Linked DNA regions of Homo sapiens: region 1 is linked to region 2. A link is an interaction called in ENCODE POLR2A ChIA-PET data of the cell type or tissue named here. Cell type or tissue: A673. All regions are shown on one strand. Each heading gives the region's core, and the rest is flanking DNA. Links, peaks and the distances in the headings are about the cores only. Region 1 overlaps CRCP (CGRP receptor component). Region 2 has its middle 22 kb from the start of TPST1.

What was found. Peaks named below come from ENCODE experiments on the same cell type or tissue, not always from the same donor. Only the 100,000 strongest peaks of a DNase experiment are listed, where the experiment ranks them.
Region 1: POLR2A ChIA-PET joins it to region 2 with 9 read pairs; 6 of 35 experiments call an interaction of 5 or more read pairs at or near these places.

What each region holds. Positions count from the first base shown.
Region 1 is chr7:66,120,213-66,130,365 of GRCh38, forward strand. CRCP (CGRP receptor component) reads left to right here. Exons shown (of 6, transcript NM_014478.5): 2 at 7,492-7,528. Among named protein-coding and RNA genes, the nearest start is that of CRCP, 10 kb to the left of the region's middle. In A673, for the core only: no CTCF peak of the experiment used is centred there; a DNase peak (open chromatin) is centred at 5,029; H3K4me3 peaks cover 892 bases; H3K27ac peaks cover 3,052 bases.
Region 2 is chr7:66,178,336-66,188,488 of GRCh38, forward strand. No RefSeq gene overlaps it. Among named protein-coding and RNA genes, the nearest start is that of TPST1, 22 kb to the right of the region's middle. In A673, for the core only: no CTCF peak of the experiment used is centred there; no DNase peak of the experiment used is centred there.

The sequences.
Region 1 (10,153 bases), core at 2,178-7,177, 58 kb before region 2:
AAAATGTTTTTTGCATGTTTTTCATTTGAGGTTGGTTGAATCTAAGGATGTGGAACCTGAGGCTAAGGAAAGCCGACTGTATAAATTCATTAGCTAGCATCCTAGTTGCTAGGCGTGTATATTTTCTGATTTTCCTAAGTGAAATGGTTTGAATCACGGGGTTTTGTTCTTGTAACAGCCTGTCCCCTTCTGCCAAGTAGTCAGTGACTTCCTGTAACCAATCAAGAATTTTGCAGCCAGTAATTCATGGGAAAATGAGGTTTCCTGAGATAGACATGTGATTTGGGAGTGGAAGGGCCCTGGAGTGGAAAGGTCTGGAAGCCTAACTTCTGGTCCTCACCTGGTCTTCAACAGGAGGCGTGACCTTTGGAAGTCTGCTCCTTAGGATCTTTAGCAGAACCTTGAGTTGCAGATACAGTTGACCCTTGAACAACACGAGCTTGAACTTCATGGATCTCCTTATACGCAGATTTTAAAAAATAAATGCAGTTGGCCCTCCATATCTGCAGGTTCCACATCTGCAACCAAACACAGAGAATGAAAATATAGTATTTGAGGGATGAGAATATACCCACGTATGTGGAGAGCTGGCTTCCTAGCTGCTGGTTCTGCAAGGCTCTCTGGGACACAAGCATGTTTGGATTTTAGTATATGTGGGGGTCCTGGGACCAATCTCCAGTGAATACCAGGGGATGCCTGTATATTGTACCTCTATCAGACACTCCCAGAACCTGAAGTGAGGAGGCACAATGAACAGCTCCCCTAAGTTTTTGCTACTTTTTAAAATTCTGATTGAGGAAATACCTACTAAGTAACTAATACATAATAATAATAATAATAATAATAATAATAATACCTGAAATTTCTTCTTTTTTTTTTGAGATGGAGTTTCGCTCTTGTCACCCAGGCTGGAGTGCAATGGCGCAATCTCGGCTGACTGCAACCTCCGCCTCCCGAGTTCAAGCAGTCCTCCTGCCTGAGCCTACTGGGTAGCTGCCTGGCTAATTTTTGTATTTTCAGTAGAGATGGGGTTTCATCATGTTGGCCAGGCTGGTCTTGAACTCCTGAGCTCAGGTGATTCTACCGCCTCGGCCTCCGAAAGTGCTGGGATTACAGGCATGAGCCACCGCGCTGGCCCAGAAATTTATTTAAGGGGAGGAATATTTATGCTTTATTTGATTGACAATTTAAAAATAAAAATTTCTTGACCATTACTTGGAAATGTATTTTCGTCAAGTAAAAGCATACAATTTTTTTTTTTTTTTGAGATGGAGTCTCACTCCATCACCTAGGCTAGAGTGCAGTGGTGCAATCTCAGCTCACTGCAATCTCCACTTCCTGGATTCGAGCGATTCTTCTGCCTCAGCCTCCTGACTAGCTGGGACTACAGGCATGCGCCACCATGCAAAATATTTATATAGCAAAATTAGGTATTTCTATCTATAAGGTATTTGCTATTTGGCTTTGTCTATAAATGATCATTTATATGGCTGGAAAAGTTTGTATCCACTCTTTTATTCTTGAACGTAATATATATAATTGGGAAAATAGACATTATCCTCTGTACCATCTTTTTGAGGTAGTGTCAGGATTTCTTTCCTTTTACAGCTGGAAATACTCATATTTAGAAAAGGTGGGTAATAGGTACTATAACAACTCAGTAACAGGACTGGAAAGAGGATACTCATTTGCTAGCTCCCAAGAGAATGCTACAAGTTAAGTTGTTCATTGACTTCAGAAGCTGCTCCGTTTGCTTGTACCAGAGTTTAGGTTTTCAGAGCATGACTTGATAGCATAGGTTGGGCATAGGAGAATTTGAGCAATTATTTTCGTCATTGCCTGTGTAAGAGTTGACTGTGTGGCAATTAATAGGCACTGTTTGGCCGGGCACAGTGGCTCACGCCTGTAATCCCAGCACTTTGGGAGGCCGAGGTGGGTGGATCACAAGGTCAGGAGATCAAGACCATCCTGGCTAACACAGTGAAACCCCATCTCTACTAAAAATACAAAAAATTAGCCGGGCGTGGTGGTGGGTGCCCGTAGTCCCAGCTACTTGGGAGGCTGAGGCAGGAGAATGGCATGAACCCGGGTGGCGGAGTTTGCGGTGAGCTGAGATCGCGCCACTGCACTCCAGCCTGGGCGACAGAGCAAGACTCCGTCTCAAAAAAAAAAAAAAAAAAAAAGGCACTGTTTGCATGTGCCATTTGTGTATGTGTTTGCTTCTAAGGAAAGTCCACCAAGAGATCATTTTGTTCTGTTTATTTGGAATTCAGTTTCCTCAAGTAGTTGTTTACATCCACTTGACTCACCATTTTAAGCAAATTTTACAAGAAGTGTCAAATGGAAAGTCAGCTTCAGTCATCTAATTCATTACTTAAGGAAATTAAGTAACTGCCTGCCTGTAGTATAGATTTAGACAGTTGTTTTGTTTTTTTTTTTACTCAAGCATTGCTATGTTAATTTGCCAGGCTGCTTTTAGAAAGCACCAGACACTGGGTGGCTTAGACAGCAAACACTTGTTTTCTGACAGTTCGGGAGACTGGATCAAGGTGTAGCAGGTTTGGTTTCTTTTGAGGCCTCTTGCCTGAGCTTGCAGATTGCAAACTTCTTGATATGTTCTCACATGGTCTCTCCTCTGTGTGCACAAGTCCCTGGACTTTTTTCTAGACAGTCTTTAAAATGCACTTAGAGTATTTGCTTTAAACACATGTCAATAAAATGAGTACTATTCTTTCTTTCTTTCTTTTTTTTTTTTTTTTTGAGATGGAGTCTCGCTCTGTCGCCCAGGCTGGAGTGCAGTAGCCCCATCTCGGCACACTGTAAGCTCCGCCTCCCGGGTTCACGCCATTCTCCTGCCTCAGCCTCCTGAGTAGCTGGGATTACAGGCGCCCGCCACTACGCCCGGCTAATTTTTTGTATTTTTAGTAGAGACGGGGTTTCACCGTGTTAGCCAGGATGGTCTTGATCTCCTGATCTCGTGATGCGCCCGACTTGGCCTCCCAAAGTGCCGGGATTACAGGTGTGAGCCACTGCGCCTGGCGTAAAATGAGTACTATTCTAAGTCCTACAGGAGAATATGAAGTTTTGTATAGGTAAGCAGTTTCTAGAAGTCTGATTGCATGTGAATATATTACATAATACTAAAGTGTTAGCTGTAGAGCAGACAGTTCCTGCTTTGTAGAGATCAACAGCTTCTACGTTTATAATTGCTAGATGTGTCTATTAAGTTCTAATAGCTCTAAAAAACTTTTAGATGCCTGGTATGGTGGCTCACGCCTGTAATCCCAGTACTTTGGGAGGGCAAAGCGGTCAGATCACCTGAGGTCAGGAGTTTGAGACCAGCCTGACCAACATGGAGAAACCCCGTCTCTACTAAAAATACAAAATTAGCCAGGTGTGGTGGCTCATGCCTGTAATACCAGCTACTTGGGAGGCTGAGGCAGGAGAATCGCTTGAACTCGGGAAGTGGAGGTTATGGTGAGCTGAGATCATGCCATTGCACTCCAGCCTGGGCAACAAGAGCGAAACTCTTGTCTCAAAAAAAAAAAAAGGTGGGGGGGCCGGGCGCAGTGGCTGAGGCCTGTAATCCCAGCACTTTGGGAGGCCGAGGCGGGCGGATCATAAGGTCAGGAGATCGAGACCATCCTGGCTAACATGGTGAAATCCCGTCTGTACTAAAAAAATGAGCCGGGCGTGGTGGCTGGCGCCTGTAGTCCCAGCTACTCCAGAGGCTGAGGCAGGAGAATGGCGTGAACCCGGGAGGCGGAGCTTGCAGTGAGCCGAGATCGCGCCACTGCACTCCAGCCTGGGTGACAGAGTGAGACTCCGTCTCAAAAAAAAAAAAAAAAAAAAAAAAAAAAAAAAAAAAGCCATGCCCAGTGGCTCACTCCTGTAATCCCAGCACTTTGGGAGGCCGAGGCGGGCGGATCACGAGGTCAGGAGATCGAGACCATCCTGGCTAACACAGTGAAACCCCGTCTCTACCAAAAATACAAAAAATTAGCCGGGCTGATGGCGGGTGCCTGTAGTCCCAGCTGCTTGGGAGGCTGAGGCAGGAGAATGGCATGAACCTGGGAGGCGGAGCTTGCAGCGAGCCGAGATCGCACCATTGCACTCCAGCCTGGGAGACAGAGCGAGACTCCTTCTCAAAAAAAAACTAAAAATAAAAAGAATGCCACAAATACCTGTATACGCGTTACCTAGAGTCACCACTTGTTAACATTTTGATTCTGATATTTGCTGCCTTTTCCTTTTTCTCTTTTCTTTTTTCTTTTCCCTCCCTCCTCCCTCCCTCCCTCCCTTCCTTCCTTCCTCCCTCCTTCCCTTCCTTCCTTCCTTTCTTTCTTCCTTTCTTGTTTTTGATTAGAGACACTTGAGCCCAGGCTGGATTCAAACTCCGGGACGAAGTGATCCTCCTGTCTCAGCCCGGAGTAGCTGGGATGACAGGTGTGAGCCACAATGCCTGGCATTCCCTTATTTCTTTTGCACAGGCATGAGCTTTCTCTCCATACACAGGTGCACACACTTACTTTACTGAACCATTAGAGAGTTGTAGATAGCAGATCATTTCACCCCTTCTTGAAAAAGGGCATTCTATGTAGCTACAGTCGCCTTATCACACTCAGGAAACTTAGCGATGATAATCTACTATTATTAAGATACAATGTAAACTCACATTTCTTCAGTTGCCATAATAGTGTTCTTTTTCCTCCCAATTCAGGATCCAGTGAAGAACTACACATTGCATTTAGTTGTCATGTTTCTTTAATTTCCTTTCCTCTGGAAGTTTCCTTAGCTTCTTTTTGTGACATTGGCACTGTGACAGATGACATTGATATTTGAAGAGTCTAAATTTAACCCAGTTGTTTTGAAGACTGTTCCTCAATTTGGAATTCTCTGATTATATCCTCATGGATAGATTTGAATTAAACATCTTGGGGCTGGATTGCTCTGAGGGATGTGTCTTTCTCATGCGTCACATCATTGGTGCTGTGAAATTGGATAACTTGATTAAGTTGATGTCTGTCTGGTTTCACCATATCCTGTTGCCAACAACCTGTCGTTTAGTGGTGGTTACAGTAACTTCTCAAAGATAAAAACTGCCTTTAAAAAAATTCCCCAATACATACAGCTCGTTTAGGACTTCATAAAAGGTAGATAAAGTACCTCTTGACATTTTATTAAATAAGGAAAGGCCTAGCATACATTGATTGGCATTTATTCTGTGAATATTTAGCTGGGTTTTAAAAAAATTTATCTTCCTGATAAAATCAATGAATAAATCAGCTTCTGTCAGCCAGAGTCTGTTACACAGAGTACCTGTGTAAACATCAATTGGTTCTCTTGATCCCAAAACACAGATTCATTAAAACTTATGTGAAAGAGGGTTTTCCTCCTTTATATTCGTTCTAGAAGAGGCAGAGGGTGTTCTTTGGATTCTTGCATTACACTATTGACTTGTTTAGTGGGGTAGTAACTTGGAATGGCCAAGGACAAATTTCCCACGACGTGGAATATTCTGAATGACAGAGAAGGGGCCATTATTTGGAAATAAAGTTGTAACAGTGCACCTGCGATGGATCCATTGGCCCTGAAGAGAAAAAACATTCATATTTTTTCTCGAGTCAAGTATTCCAGGAAGGGATGTTTTAATGCCTCATATTTTGGAGAGCACAGGGAGTTATAACTCAATTTCAAGCAAAGATAGGAGGAAGCCAGTGGGCAGATTTCCTGATTAAGCAGGCAAAGATGACATGTGGTTTGATTTGTCATTTTCAATTTTAAATGAACTCTGTCACATGCACTAATTATGCATTGTCCTTCCTGTGTTAGATTCCTTTCAAATATGATACTCTTTGTGACTTCAGTGTGTTTGTGGTCATTTGGGCAAAGCAGCACTTTTGTGAAATCGTAGCTTGAATCACTGGTAGCATTTGGTAAGCTTCACAGAGCTGATTTGATTATAGTGCTGACATCACTGTGCTGATGACCTAAGGCCGAGGTCTATCTCTTTGTGAACCACTGTTAGTTTTGCTTTATTTATTGACTCGGAAGTCACCTATCTGGCCCATGCTTTTGAAGTCTTGGGTCATCATTTGGATCATCTCGCCACACTCCTGGTTTAAGAACATACAGAGGTCTCTGTTGCACATTACAAATCAAGTGCAGACCCCTCTACCTGATTTTTAAGGATTCTGCATGACCAGTTTCCATTCATCCAGTTCAGTCTCATTTCCCACAGTTCCATAGTTACCTTCCACTTTATTTAGACTTCTTACTGTGTGACCTTGAGCAAGTTACTTAATTTCTGAGTCTTGTGCTTTATCTCTGCAGAGTAGGAATCATACGAATAGCTCCTACATCACAGGGTTTTCAGTGAGAATTAACTGGGATAATATCTTTTACAAATAATAGCCTTCCATTATGGAGATGTTAATACAAGTACCAAGAACTATTCTAAACTTTTAAAATTTGTTGTCTCATTTTATCATAACAGTTTGATGAGGTAGGAGTTGCTGGTGGTAGTGGTAGTTGCCCAGATAGTAGTAGTGATAATGTTGGTGCTTATTGAGCACTTACTATGTTCCAAGTACTTTACATGTTTCCAGTGAACCCTGTGAACAGTCTTACAAGGTTGATACTATAGTTGCCGTTTCATAGATAGGAAATGTAAGCATAATGAGATTAAGTAACTTGCCTAGATTCACATGGCCAAAGAATTCAGGAGCTGGATTTAGAATCCAGGCCATACTTTTAGATACTAGTTTCATCCCATTTTTATTTTAGAAGGAAAACTTAAGGAGTAATTAACTTAACTAAAATTCTCACAGCACATAAGTGGCAGAGCTAGAACATGAACCCAAATCTGATTTCAAAACTATGTTCTTTGTCATACTCCACTGCCTCCAGACTGCTGAAAACAATGCTTTCTGATATGCTATTGTAGAGTGGATCGATTGTGATTTAATATATGTCACATCGTTGTGTTTCTTCACTCAGGAAAGATGGCATATTGCCTGGATTAACTGTTACACAGGGAACCAGGCTTTTGGCCACTGCTTGCCACCCTGACTGTACCTGTTGAGTTGACGTAGGTGGTGAACACCCTGGGAGCATGGCAGATATTTGGCAGGATACTTGCCCATGGCTGGAATTCCCAGTGGTGACATTGGTGTTAAGTGGGCCATTTCTGTTGATTCAGCAGGAGGACGTGGCAGCCCAAGATGTCAATAGCTGATGGGAGGCAGATAGTAATGGGGAGAGGACATGGCTGTGGGATGGGACAGCACTTTGTTCCCAAGTCTACTCTGAAATTGCCCACAGCTAGCTAAACCATGTTGGACTTAGGACATTTCTCAGTTTCAATTTTAGGTTGTAGTCCCTAAATTCAAAAAGTGGACTACTGTATCTTGACAGGAATTCTTTTACAGAATTTGATACCCAGAAAGGGGTGTGAGCCCAGACTGATGATAGCTTACTTTTCTTTTTCAGGAAGGATGCCAATTCTGCGCTTCTCAGTAACTACGAGGTAAATTGGATTGTTACATTTTCCTCTCTGATAGTTTGCCCTTCGCTCCTGAGATTGTTAAATTGATTTTGGTTAGAAATGACTGAATTCAGGCTGGGTGCAGTGGTTCACGCCTGTAATCCCAGCACTTTGGGAGGCTGAGGCTGGATCACTTGAGGTCAGGAGTTCAAAACTAGCCTGGCCAACATGGTGAAACCCAGTCTCTACTAAAAAATACAAAAATTAGCTGGGTGTGGTGGCACATGCCTGTAGTCCCAGCTACTTCGGATCCCAGCTGAGGCAGGAGGGTCACTTGAACCCAGGAGGCGGAGGTTGCAGTGAACTAAGATGTGCCACTGCACTCCAGCCTGGGCAATAGACCAAGGCTCTGTCTCAAAAAAAAAAAAAAGAAAGAAAGAAAGAAAAAGAAAAAAGAAATGACTGAATTTATTTGGATTTTCCACTTTAAAATAAGACATGGCAACATCTGGTGGACCTTGGAATAGTGTAAGCTTGACACGTTATACATAGTACTTCAGGAAAGCTGGGAAGACTCTATTTTAGAGGGGGCAACCTTCTCTAAATCTCAACGATTCCAAATCATCATTTGGGATGTAGTCATAGGATAGAAGCATCTATTTTAAGGCTGTTTCTGTCTGCAGAATTTCCCATTAAAATTTTTATGATTTTTCCTAATTATCACCTTTGATATATTTATATATTTATAATGCTTTTATACATTGCAAATAGTCTTATGGGTATTAACATCCTTATTTTGAAAGTGAGTTTAAGCCGAGCACAGTGGCTCATGCCCATAATCCCAGCACTTTGGAAGGCCAAGGCCAGCGGATCACGAGGTCAGGAGATTGAGACCATCCTGGCCAACATGGTGAAACCCCATCCCTACTTAAAAAATAAAAAAAGAGAGTGAGTTTAGTTGACTCACCTTTCTGAATAGTAGAAATTAAGAAATGTAGAATTTTTTGGGCTTAGGGTGGGATTGCTGGAGAAAGGAAAAGAAGGAAAAAGGTTGGTAAGAGAGGAGATATTCCAGCATTTTTGCCTCCTATTTGGCACTAGCAAAACCATCTGATAGGCTCACTCCAGGTGTAGAAAGAACCATTTATACCTTGACTGTGAATTTTCCATGTGCTAGAGTCTAAACTCAGAAAGACTCAGGAGGTCTAGAAGGTAGTAGGTTAAGTGCAGTGTCTCACGCCTGTAATCTCAGCACTTGGGAAGGCCAAGGAGAGAAGATTGCTTGAGGCTATGAGTTAGAGCTCAGCCTGGGAAACCTAGCAAGACCCCCAGCTCTTAAAAAAATAAATTAGCGGCCGGGCGCGGTGTCTCACGCCTGTAATCCCAGTACTTTGGGAGGCCGAGGCGGGCGGATCACGAGGTCAGGAGATCAAGAACATCCTGGCTAACACGGTGAAACCCCGTCTCTACTAAAAATACAAAAAATTAGCCGGGCAAGGTGGCGGGCGCCTGTAATCCCAGCTGCTCGGGAGGCTCAGGCAGGAGAATGGCGTGAACCCGGGGGGTGGAGCCTGCAGTGAGCCAAGATTGTGCCACTGCACTCCAGCCTGGGCGACAGCGAGACTCCGTCTCAAAAAAAATAAAAATAAATAAATTAGCTGGACATGGTAGCAAACACCTACTATGGTCCTAGCTACTTGGAAGGCAGAGGGGAGGTTCGCTTGAGCCCAGGAGTTTGAGGTTACAGTGATGACCACTGTACTCCAGTCTGGGAGACAGCTTTTGAGACCGTGTCCCCAAAAAAAAGCTCCCAGAGTGTAAGACAGCAAAAAGAAAGAAAGAAACCTACCCCCTTGTGGTGCTCCCCTCCCCCGCCCCACAAAAAAGAAGGTAGTAGAATAAACAGAGTTGGCCATATTCTTTCCTCTCTAAAGGCTCAGTCTTAAGTGGTTGCAGCTTAGAACAGGAAGGAAATGGTTGAATGGTTTTTGGCCAAGCCTTTGGCTTTTAGGAGCCTCCTTGTCCAGTTTGGACTTTGCTAGGTGTTTGGGTGTTTTATCCATTGGGGAAACATTGCATTCATTGATCTCATGCCACTATTTCTGAAAGGACCAGCAGATGAGAGGGGTCGTATTGTATCTGGTGATGGTGTGTGAGCCTGCATTTTCTTCACTTCTGTGGTAGAATCTCTAAAACAGGAATGAGACTAAGATTCCCCCCTGCCCCCAGCACTAATACATGTATGTTTTATCCTTGTGGGAAAGTTTGCTTCTAAAGATCCATAGCATTTTTTCCTTTCTTTTTTGGGGGGTAAACTCTGTCTTATCACTTGCCTCAAAATTTTTCTTTTCCAGAAAGAAATTATTATATTAGATTTTTATACTAGAGAAGCAGGATTCTTTTTTTTTTTTTTTTTTTTTTTTTTCAGATGGAGTCTCGCTCTGTCACCCAGGCTGGAGTACAGTGGCACCATCCAGGCTCACTGCAACCTCTGCCTCCCGGATTCAAGTGATTCTCCTGCCTCAGCCTCCCGAGTAGCTGGGACTACAGGTGCCGCCACCATGTCCAGCTAATTTTTTGTATTTTTAGTAGAGATGGGGTTTCACCGTGTTAGCCAGGATGGTCTTGATCTCCTGACCTCATGAACCGCCCACCTCACCCTCCCTA
Region 2 (10,153 bases), core at 1,957-6,956:
AAAGTGATGGGATTACAGGTTGCACCACCATGCCTGGCTCATGTTTATTTCTAAAGTATCACAACAGTATGTTGGATTAGTGGAGCCTCAGTCACATGACCTAGCCTAAGTCACATGACCATTCCTTAGCTGCAAGGGAGGCTGGAGAATCATGCTTCCTGGCTTCTAACTTGGGGGATGGGGTAGTGGCAAGACTCATAAGGCAGAAAATTCTTCAAAATAGCTCACAAGACCGGGCACAGTGGCTCATGCCTGTAATCCCAGCACTTTGGGATGCTGAGGCAGGTGGATCACCTGAGGTCAGGAGTTTGAGACTAGCCTGGCCAACATGGTGAAATCCTGTCTCTACTAAAAATACAGAAATTAGCCAGGCGTGGTGACGCACGCCTGTAATCCCAGCTACTGGGAAGTCTGAGGCAGGAGAATCACTGGAAGCTGGGGAGTAAAGATTGCAGTGAGTCAAGATCGTGCCACTTCACTCTAGCCTGGGTGAAAAAGCAAAACTCCGTCTCAAAAAAAAAAAAAAAAAGAAATACATTCTGTAAGGCTGTGGCTACCATAGCTAGTGATTCCTTTTCTCAAATGGGCACAGTGACTCACGCCTGTAATCGCAGCACTTTGTGGGGTGGAGACGAGCAGATCACCTGAGGTCAGGAGTTCGAGACCAGCCTGGCCAACATGGAGAAACCCCATCTCTACAAAAAATACAAAAATTAGCTGGGTGTGTTGGCACATGCCTGTAATCCCAGCTACTTGGGAGGCTGAGGCAGGGAGAATTGCTTGAACCCGGGAGGCAGAGGTTGCAGTGAGCTGAGATCATGCCACTGCACTCCAGCCTAGGTGACAGAGTGAGACTGTCTGAAAAAAAAAAAAAGTCAGCTCACAAACATGACAAATATCCACAACACAGTTATAAACATAATGACTGGGCATGGTGCTTTACGCCTGTAATCCCAGCACTTTGGAGGCCAAGATGGGTGGATTGCTTGAGCCCAGGAGTTCGAGACCAGCCTGGATGACATAGCAAGAACCCCGTCTCTAAAAAAATAAAAATTAAAATAAAAAAAGCAAAAAATAGCCAGGTGTGGAGGCATATACCTGTAGTCCCAGCTATTTGGGAGGCTGAAGTGGGAGAATTGATTGGGCCTGAGAGGTTGAGGCTGTAGTGAGCCAAGATGGTGCCACTGCACTCCAGGGTGACACAGAGACCCGGTCTCAAAAACAAACAAACAAAAGAATAGACAAAATAACCACTGAGAAATCTGTGAAGAATAAGAGTGAGTAGGCCGGGTGTGGTGGCTCACGCCTGTAATCCCAGCATTTTGGGAGGCTGAGGCAGGTGGATCACGAGGTCAGGAGATCGAGACCTTCCTGGCTAACACAGTGAAACCCCATCTCTACTAAAAATACAAAAAATTAGCCAGGCGTGGTGGCGGGCACCTGTAGTCCCAGCTACTCGGAAGGTTGAGGCAGGAGAATGGCGTGAACCTGGGAGGTAGAGCTTGCAGTGAGCAGAGATCGCGCCACTGCACTCCAGCCTGGATGACAGAGTGAGACTCCTCAAAAAAAAAAAAAAAAGTAATAAGCCGGGTGCAGTGGCTCATCCCTGTAATCCCAGCACTTTGGAAGGCCAAGGCGGGCAGACCACCTGAGGTCAAGAGTTGGAGAACAACAACAAAAAAAAAAGAGCTGGAGAACAGCCTGACCAACATTAAGAAACCCCATCTCTATTAAAAATACAAAATTAGCCGGCCGTAGTGGCGCATGCCTGTAATCTAATCCCAGCTACTCGGGAGGCTGAGGCAGGAGAATCGCTTAAATCCGGGAGGTGGAGGTTGCAGTGAGCCGAGATCATGCCATTGCACTCCAGCCTGTGCAACAAGAGCAAAACTCTGTCTCAAAAAATAAAGAGTAATAACAGAGATTCTTCCTCTTATGTGGAAAAATACGTTGTAAAACTGTAATCATGTGTAACACCAGAATGAGAATAGATAAATCATTGAGGTATATATACATATACACATATATATATAAGTCTCGGGAGAAAATGGACTTATGTAAACACTCACACTTTACATCCAAGTTAATAACAAATGCATTAAAGAGTTAAACTGATTTGTTAATCCATTAAAATACTAGAGAGAAAGTATTTATTTATTTATTTATTTAGAGACAGAGTCTTGCTCTGTCACCCAGGCTGGAGTGCAGTGGCACAATCATAGCTCACTGCAGACTTAACCTCCTGGGTTCAAGCAATTCTCCCTCCTCAGCCTCTCCAATAGCTGGGAGTACAGGCACCTGCCCCTGCACCTGGCTACTTTTTTTCTTTTTTTGAGACTGAGTCTCCTTCTGTCACCCAGGCTGGAGTGCAGTGGTGCAATCTTAGCTTACTACAACCTCCACCTCACAGGTTCAAGCGATTCTCATGCTCAGCCTCCTGAGTGGCTGGGATTACTGGTGCATACCACCACATCTGGCTAATTATTGTATTTTTGGTAGAGACCAGATTTTGCCAGGTTGGCCAGGCTGCTCTTGAACTCCTGACCTCAAGTGGTCTGCCCACCTCGGCCTCCCAAAGTGCTGGGATTACAGGTGTGAGCCATTACACCGAGCCTACAACTTGCTGATTTTTTTTTTCTTTTGAGATGGACTATTGCTCTGTCGCCCAGGCTGGATTGCAGTGGCACGATCTTGGCTCACTGCAACCTCTGCCTCCTGGGTTCAAGTGATCCTTCTGCTTCAGCCTCTCGAATAGCTGGGATTACAGATGTGCACCACCACACCCGGCTAATTTTTGTATTTTTAGTAGAGATGGGGTTTTACCATCTTGGCCAGGCTGTTCTTGAACTCCTGACCTTGTGATCCACCCACCTCGCCCTCCCAGAGTCGCCCGGCCACCTGGCTGATTTTTTAAACTTATTTTTTAGAGATGAGATCTCACTATACTACCCAGGCTGGTCTTGAACTTCTGGCCTCAGATGATCCTCCTGCCTGGGCCTCCCAAAATTCTGGGATTACAGACATGAGTCACCCACACCCAGCTGGAAAATATGTATCAAATGTTATGATGGAAAAGAACTTCCTAAGTTTAATAACATTGGAATAACTCCCAAATAAAAAGATAAATAGCTTTGCCTTTGTAAACAGAACTTATGTAGTTAACACAGAAAGCCAAAGGCAAATAGTCATCTTAGCCATTGTACTGGTAAAGTTTGTCATCTGCTTACTTGTAAGGAGAGGAAATGTCCTGGTGGAAACTCTCTAACTTGCCTAAGTATGCTTTGTTTGTTTGTTTGTTTGTTTGTTTTGAAGACAGAGTCTCACTCTGTCTCTATTGCCCAGGCTGGAGTGCAGTGGTGTGATCTTGGCTCACTGCAACCCTCTACCTCCTGGGTTCGTGCAATTCTCCTGCCTCAGCCACCCAGGTAGCTAGGATTACTGGCATGCACCATCATGCCTGGCTAATTTTTGTATTTTTAGTAGAGACAGGGTTTCACCATGTTAGCCAGGCTGGTCTCAAACTCCTGACCTCAAGTGATCTGGCTGCTTCAGCCTCCTAAAGTGCTGGGATTACAGGTGTGAGCCACTGTGCCCAGCCTTGGCTAAGTGTGCTTTCTTTCCCAGGCCACATTTAACATTCCAGCAATACAGCTCACTTCTGAGGGAGCAAAACTATTCAAGCTAGGCCAGGCATGGTGGCTCACACCTGTAGTTCCAGCTACTCAGGAGGCTCAGGCAGGAGGATCACTTGAGGCCAGGATTTAGAGACCAGCCTAGGCAACATAGTGAGACCACATCTCTACAAAAAAATAAAAAATAGCCAGGCGTGGTGTCGCACACCCATAGAGTCTCAGCTACCCAGGAGGCTGAAGCAGGAGGATTGTTTGAGCTCTCAGGAGGTGGAGACAGTTGAGTGCTGTGATTGTGCCACTGTACTCCAGTCTGGGTGACAGAGTAAGACCCTGCCTCTGAAAAAAAGAAAAAGAAAGATTCTTAAGAAAACCAAGTGCAAAAAATAGGTCACAAGAGTTTTATATAAGTGAAAATAAAATAAACCACTCCAAATCGAGTGGCTTGAGACAATAAACATTTGTTTTTTCCCTTGTTTTATGAGTCTAAATGTTTTATGGCTGGCTCTGAATAGTCAGGGACTGTCTCACTCACATCTGGTAGCTGGCAGGCTGATGGTTCTAAGGGGTCCTCAACTGGGACAGTTCATCTCTGTTCCAGGTGGTCTCTCATCTCCCAAAAGGGCTGGCCCAGGCTTCTTCTCATGGCATTTTTTTTTTTTTTTTTTGAGATGGAGTCTCACTCGTCGCCCAGGCTGGAGTGCAGTGGTGCTATCTTGGCTCACTGCAAGCTCCGCCTCCCAGGTTCACGCCATTCTCCTGCCTCAGCCTCCTGAGTAGCTGGGACTACAGGCGCCCGCCACCATGCCTGGCTAATTTTTTGTATTTTTAGTAGAGACGGGGTTTCACCGTGTTAGCCAGGATGGTCTCGATCTCCTGACCTTGTGATCCACCCGTCTCGGCTTCCCAAAGTGCTGGGATTACAGGCGTGAGCCACCGCGCCAGGCCTCTCATGGCATTTTTGCAGCTCTAAAGAGCGGCAAGAGAACGTGCCCCAAAGTGCAAGCCCTTTTCAAGCCTCTCCTGGCTTCACAATTGCTAAGTTTCCATTGACCAATGCAAGACCGAATGACCAAGCCCAGAGTCCGCAGGGGAGGGTATTACACAAGGCTGGAATACAGGAGGATGTGAACACAAGAGGCCTTCACTATAAGAATCTACCTCAAGTATGTGTATTTATTTGAGACACAGTGTCTCTCTGTTGCCCAGGCTGGAGTGCAGTGGCGCAATCTCAGCTCACTGCAACTTCCGCTTCCCAGGTTCAAGAGATTCTCCTGCCTCAGCTTCCTCAGTAGCTGGAATTACAGGTGCCTGCCACCACACCCAGCTAATTTTTGCATCTTTTTATTTTAATTTTTGAGACACAGCCTCACTCTGTTGCCCAGGCTGGAGTGCAGTGGCGCAGTCTTGGCTCACTGCAACCTCTGCCTCCCAGGTTCAAGTGATTCTCCTGCCTCAGCCTCCCCAGTGGCTGGGATTACAGGCACCCACCACCAAGCCTGGCTAGCTTTTGTAGTTTTAGTAGAGACAGGGTTTCACCATGTTGGCCAGGCTGGTTTCCAAATCCAGACCTCAAGTGATCTGCCTGTTACCTTCCAAAGTTCTGGGATTACTGGTGTGAGCCACTATACTTGGCCTCAAGTATGTTTATGGACCTTAAATCAATTTAATTTAGATTCTGAGTACTCAGGATTGAGCTGGTGAGAAATTCAATCCTGATCATTTTTAGATGATTTCGCTAAACTGTACCTGACCATGGCTGTGCCATGGGGGACCCCTACAGTTGTTGATTGATTGTCCACACTGGTCAGAAGCATAGCTTGGTGGGGGTGTGGTGTATAGAAGGGCAAGTCATTGCCTTCCCTGAGAACATTCTCCAAAAGCAGCACTAAGATTTACTTTGCCATGGGTTGGGTTTCCCAGGAAGCCAAACTTGAGTTAGAGATTAGTGTGCAAGTGATTCATTAGGGAATGCATATGAGATCACCAGTTAAGCCAGGAGTGCTTCAACAAGGCCTTGAAAGTCTGGTGGGGAGGCAGAAGAGATAAGAGGTTTCTCAGACATAGTAAAGATTGATCTGGGGCCGGGCATGATGGGTCACACCTGTAATCCTAGCACTTTCCAAGGCTGAGGCGGGAGGATCACTTGAGGCCAGAAGTTTGAGAGCAGCCAGGCAACATAGCGAGACCTTGTCTCTATCAAAAATAATTTTTTTTTTGAGATAGAGTTTCACTCTTGTTGCCCAGGCTGGAGTGCAATGGCACAATCTCGGCTCACTGCAAACTCTGCCACCTGGGTTCAAGTGATTCTCCCGCCTCAGCCTTCTGAGTAGCTGGGATTACAGGCACCTGCCACCACGCCCAGCTAATTTTTGTGTTTTTAGTAGAGACAGGGCTTCATCATGTTGGCCAGGCTGGTCTCGAACTCCTGACCTCAAGTGATCTGCCAGTCTTGGCCTCCCAAAGTGCTGGGATTACAGGTATGAGCCAACATGCCCAGCCCCCAAACTTTTTTTTAAATTAGTCTGGTATGATGGCATGTGCCTGTAATTCTAGTTACTTGGGAGGCTTAGGTTGGCAGCATCATGTGACCCCAGGAGTTCAATGCTGCAGTGAGCTATGATGACACCACTGCACTCCAGCCTGGTCAATAAAGAGCGAGACTCTGTCTCAAAACAAAACAAAAAACCGCCCCCCCAAAAAAAACAGATTGCTCTGGAACACAGCTGGGAAGCCTGAAGCCTGACTTTAAAGAAAGGGGCTGTGCGTGGCTGACTTCTGATCTCTTGGGATTGGAGTACAGGAAGGGAAGAGAAAAAAAAGTGGAACAGAAAAGGTCTTGTTTGAGTGTGACTGTTGTGAGCTGGTGTCAAATTTGTTGGATGTTTAACGCTGCCAGCTCTTTGGTATTTTGGTGTGTTGGTGAGTTTTCTGAGGCTCTCCTCCCTTCAGTCACTGGGTGTCTATTACCTTCAGTCTCATTGATGAAAGCAAATACCTTTCCATTCTGTCTCACCCCTTAAGTCCTTCCGCAGCCCTCTAGGAAACTAGTGATAACCTTCAGCTTCTCTCTGTTGAGATCTATGTGCACCTCCAAATAGCAAAGCCCTTCTGGGTGGGATTTTTTCTTTTTTTGTTTTTGTTTGTTTGTTTTTGAGACAGGGTCTCACTCTGTTGCCCAGGCTGGAGTACAATGGCGTGATCACAGCTCACTGCAGCCTCGACCTTCCAGATTCAGGTGATCCTCCTATCTCAGTCCCCCAGGTAGCTGGGACTACAGGCACACACCACCACATTCAGCTAAAATTTTTTTTAAGAGATGGGGTGGGGGGGGTCTCACTTGTTGCCCAGGCTGGTCTTGAACTCTTGGCCTCAAGTGATCCACCTGCCTTGATCTCCCAAAGTGCTGGGATTACAGGCATGAGCCACTGCACCTGGCTAACCCCTCCAATCTTAAAGCTTAAAACTTACATCTGTTTTATCTGAATTCCTTCCTCAATAAAGGACACCCAAGTCTCTCAAAAAGTATCAAAGACAGCCAGGCATGGTGGTTCACACCTGTAATCCCAGCACTTTGGGAGGCCGAGGCAGGCGGATCACGAGGTCAGGAGGTCGAGACCATCCTGGCTAACACGGTGAAACCCTGTCTCTACTAAAAAAATACAAAAAAATTAGCCAGGCGTGGTGGCGGGCACCTATAGTCTCAGCTACTCTGGAGGCTGAGGCAGGAGAATGGCGTAATCCTGGGAGGCAGAGCTTGCAGTGAGCTGAGATCGCCCCACTGCACTCCAGCCTGGGCGACAGAGACTCCATCTCAAAAAAAAAAAAAAAAAAGTATCAAAGACTTGAAACTCACCAGACCATCGCACCCAGACAATGAGACTCCAGGCCCCTCATTCATCATGATTGCTTCCTTACCCCCTCCCGAGTTCCTCTTTTCTCAGAGGTAGTTACATTTCTTCCCTGCTGTTTAAGCCCCTAATTTTAGTCTGTCAGGGAGATGGATTTGAGACTTGTCTCCCCTCTCCTGGCCTGCAGCACCCAATTAAAGCCTTCTTCTTTGGCAAGAATCATCGTCTCAATGGTTGGCTTTCTGTGCAGCGAGCGGCAGGACCCAGACTGAATCCCTGGGGTTTCAGTAACACACTGATGTAGCCCCCTTGCTACTCAAAGTATGGACCATGGTCCAACAGCACAATCATCATCTGAGAACTTAAGGTAAATTGTCAGGCCCCACCCCAGCCCTGCTGAATCAGAATCTGCATTTTATTTTATTTTATTTTATTTTTTGGATGGAGTCTCACTCTGTCACCCTGCCACTCTGCATGATCTCGGCTCACTGCAACCTCTGCCTCCCAGGTTCAAGTGATTCTCCTGCCTCAGTCAGCCTCCCGAGTAGCTAGGATTACATGCATGGGCCACTGTGCCCAGGTAATTTTTTTTTTTGAGACGGAGTCTTGCTCTGTTGCCCAGGCTGGAGTGCAGTGGTGTGATCTCAGCTCACTGCAAGCTCCGCCTCCTGGATTCACACCATTCTCCTGCCTCAGCCTCCCGAGTAGCTAGGACTACAGGTGCCCGCCACCACGCCCAGCTAATTTTTTGTATTTTTAGTAGAGACGGAGTTTCACCGTGTTAACCAGGATGGTCTGGATCTCCTGACCTCATGATCTGCCAGCCTCGGCTTCCCAAAGTGCTGGGATTACAGGCGTGAGCCACCATGCCTGGCCTTTTTTTTTTTGAGACAGAGTCTTGCACTGTCGCCCAGGCTGGAGTGCAGTGTCTTGATCTCAGCTCACCACAACCTCCAACTTCCAGTTTCAAGCAATTCTCCTGCCTCAGCCTCCTGAGTAGCTAGGATTACAGGTGCCAGCCACCACACCCGGCTAATTTTTGTTTTTTTGTGTTTTTAGTAGAGATGGGGTTTCACCATGTTGGCCAGGCTGGTCTCAAACTCCTTACCTTGTGATCAGCCCGCCTCAGCCTCCCAAAGTGCTGGGATTACAGGTGTGAGCCACCACACCCGGCCTAATTTTTGTATTATTAGTAGAGATGGGGTTTCACCATGTTGGCCAGGCTGTTCTTGAACTCCTGACCTCAAGTGATCCACCTCCTTGGCTTCCCAGAGTGCTGGGATTACAGGTGTGAGCCACCACGCCTGGCCAGAATCTGCATTTTAACAAGATATGATGTGTATGCTCATTAAAGTGAGAAATGCTGGCTTAGCACATTTTCTAGAATGTGATTTTTTGATGATTCCAGTGAAACTGACATTTTTAACAGGAAAAGAAAAAGAAATCAAGGTCGTGGGCTGGCCATATTCTCGCCATGTTCTTTTGCACTGGCCCTCAGTTCAAGCCTTGCGTTAGAATCTCCATGGACTTTCCTCAAACAGCATGAGTCTAGGCCTCAGATCTGATTTGAGGGTTTCAGAGAAGGGGGTCTGTCATCTATGAATTTTGAAGTATCTCTCCAGGTTAAGCTCCCAGTTAAGATTCCCTGATCAGACAGTACAGGGTACTTAGCTGCCTCATACCAAGTTAATTTTTTAAATTGCAAAATTTCTTGAGATATAATATCGGATAAGAAGTGATCCTTGGCTGGGCTTGGTGGCCCATGCCTATAATCACAGTACTTCCGGAGACCAAGGCTGGAGGATTGCTTGAGGCCAGGAATTTGAGACTAGCCTGGGCAATGTAGTGAGACCCCTGTCTCTACAAAACAAACAAACAAAAAAGCTGGGCATGGTGGCACACACTTGTAGTCCTAGCTACTCGGGAGGCTGGAGGCCCAGGAGTTTGAGGCTGGAGGGAGCTATGATCATGCCTCTGCACTCCAGCCAGGGTGACAAAGCAAGACACTGTCTCATGAAAAAAAAAGAAAGAAAAAGGTGACCCTTGGCTGTTTTTCAGAAGCGCAGGGGAAAAGGGGTCATATTTGGAACCTGGATTCTTCTCCATGGCCTCCAAACCTGGAGGAGTGTGGTCCCTCTGGAAGTGTCCAGTTGTGGCATTTCCCTGGTACTTGGAGGACCCAAGGAACTGCTCATTCCACCATCACACCCTGTCCTGCACACACCCCTGCTCAAACTCTGGCCACCAACCCAGGCACAGCTCACAGTCCAGGCTTGCTCAATTCCTCTGCCTCCTCAGACAAGAATGGCTGGAAAAAGTGACAGGGCAGGGTTTCTTGGAAAGCAATCTGGCCTGCATCAGCATTAATGATTAAAACGTGTCCTCATGTGGCAATTCCCCAACTGAGAGCCCATTCCTAAGCTATTTTAACTCATCAGTTCAGAAATTCTAGAGTCCCTGTCCTTAGTTTTTGAGGTCTGGATGCTTTTTTTTCCAGAGGATCCAATCGAGACACAATTGACTAGAAGGCTTCAGAAGCCACAGAAAATACCTACCTACCTATGGCCGGGCGCAGTGGCTCACGCCTGTAATCCCAGCATTTTGGGAGGCCGAGGCGGGCAGATCACAAGGTCAGGAGATCGAGACCATCCTGGCTAACACAGTAAAACCCCA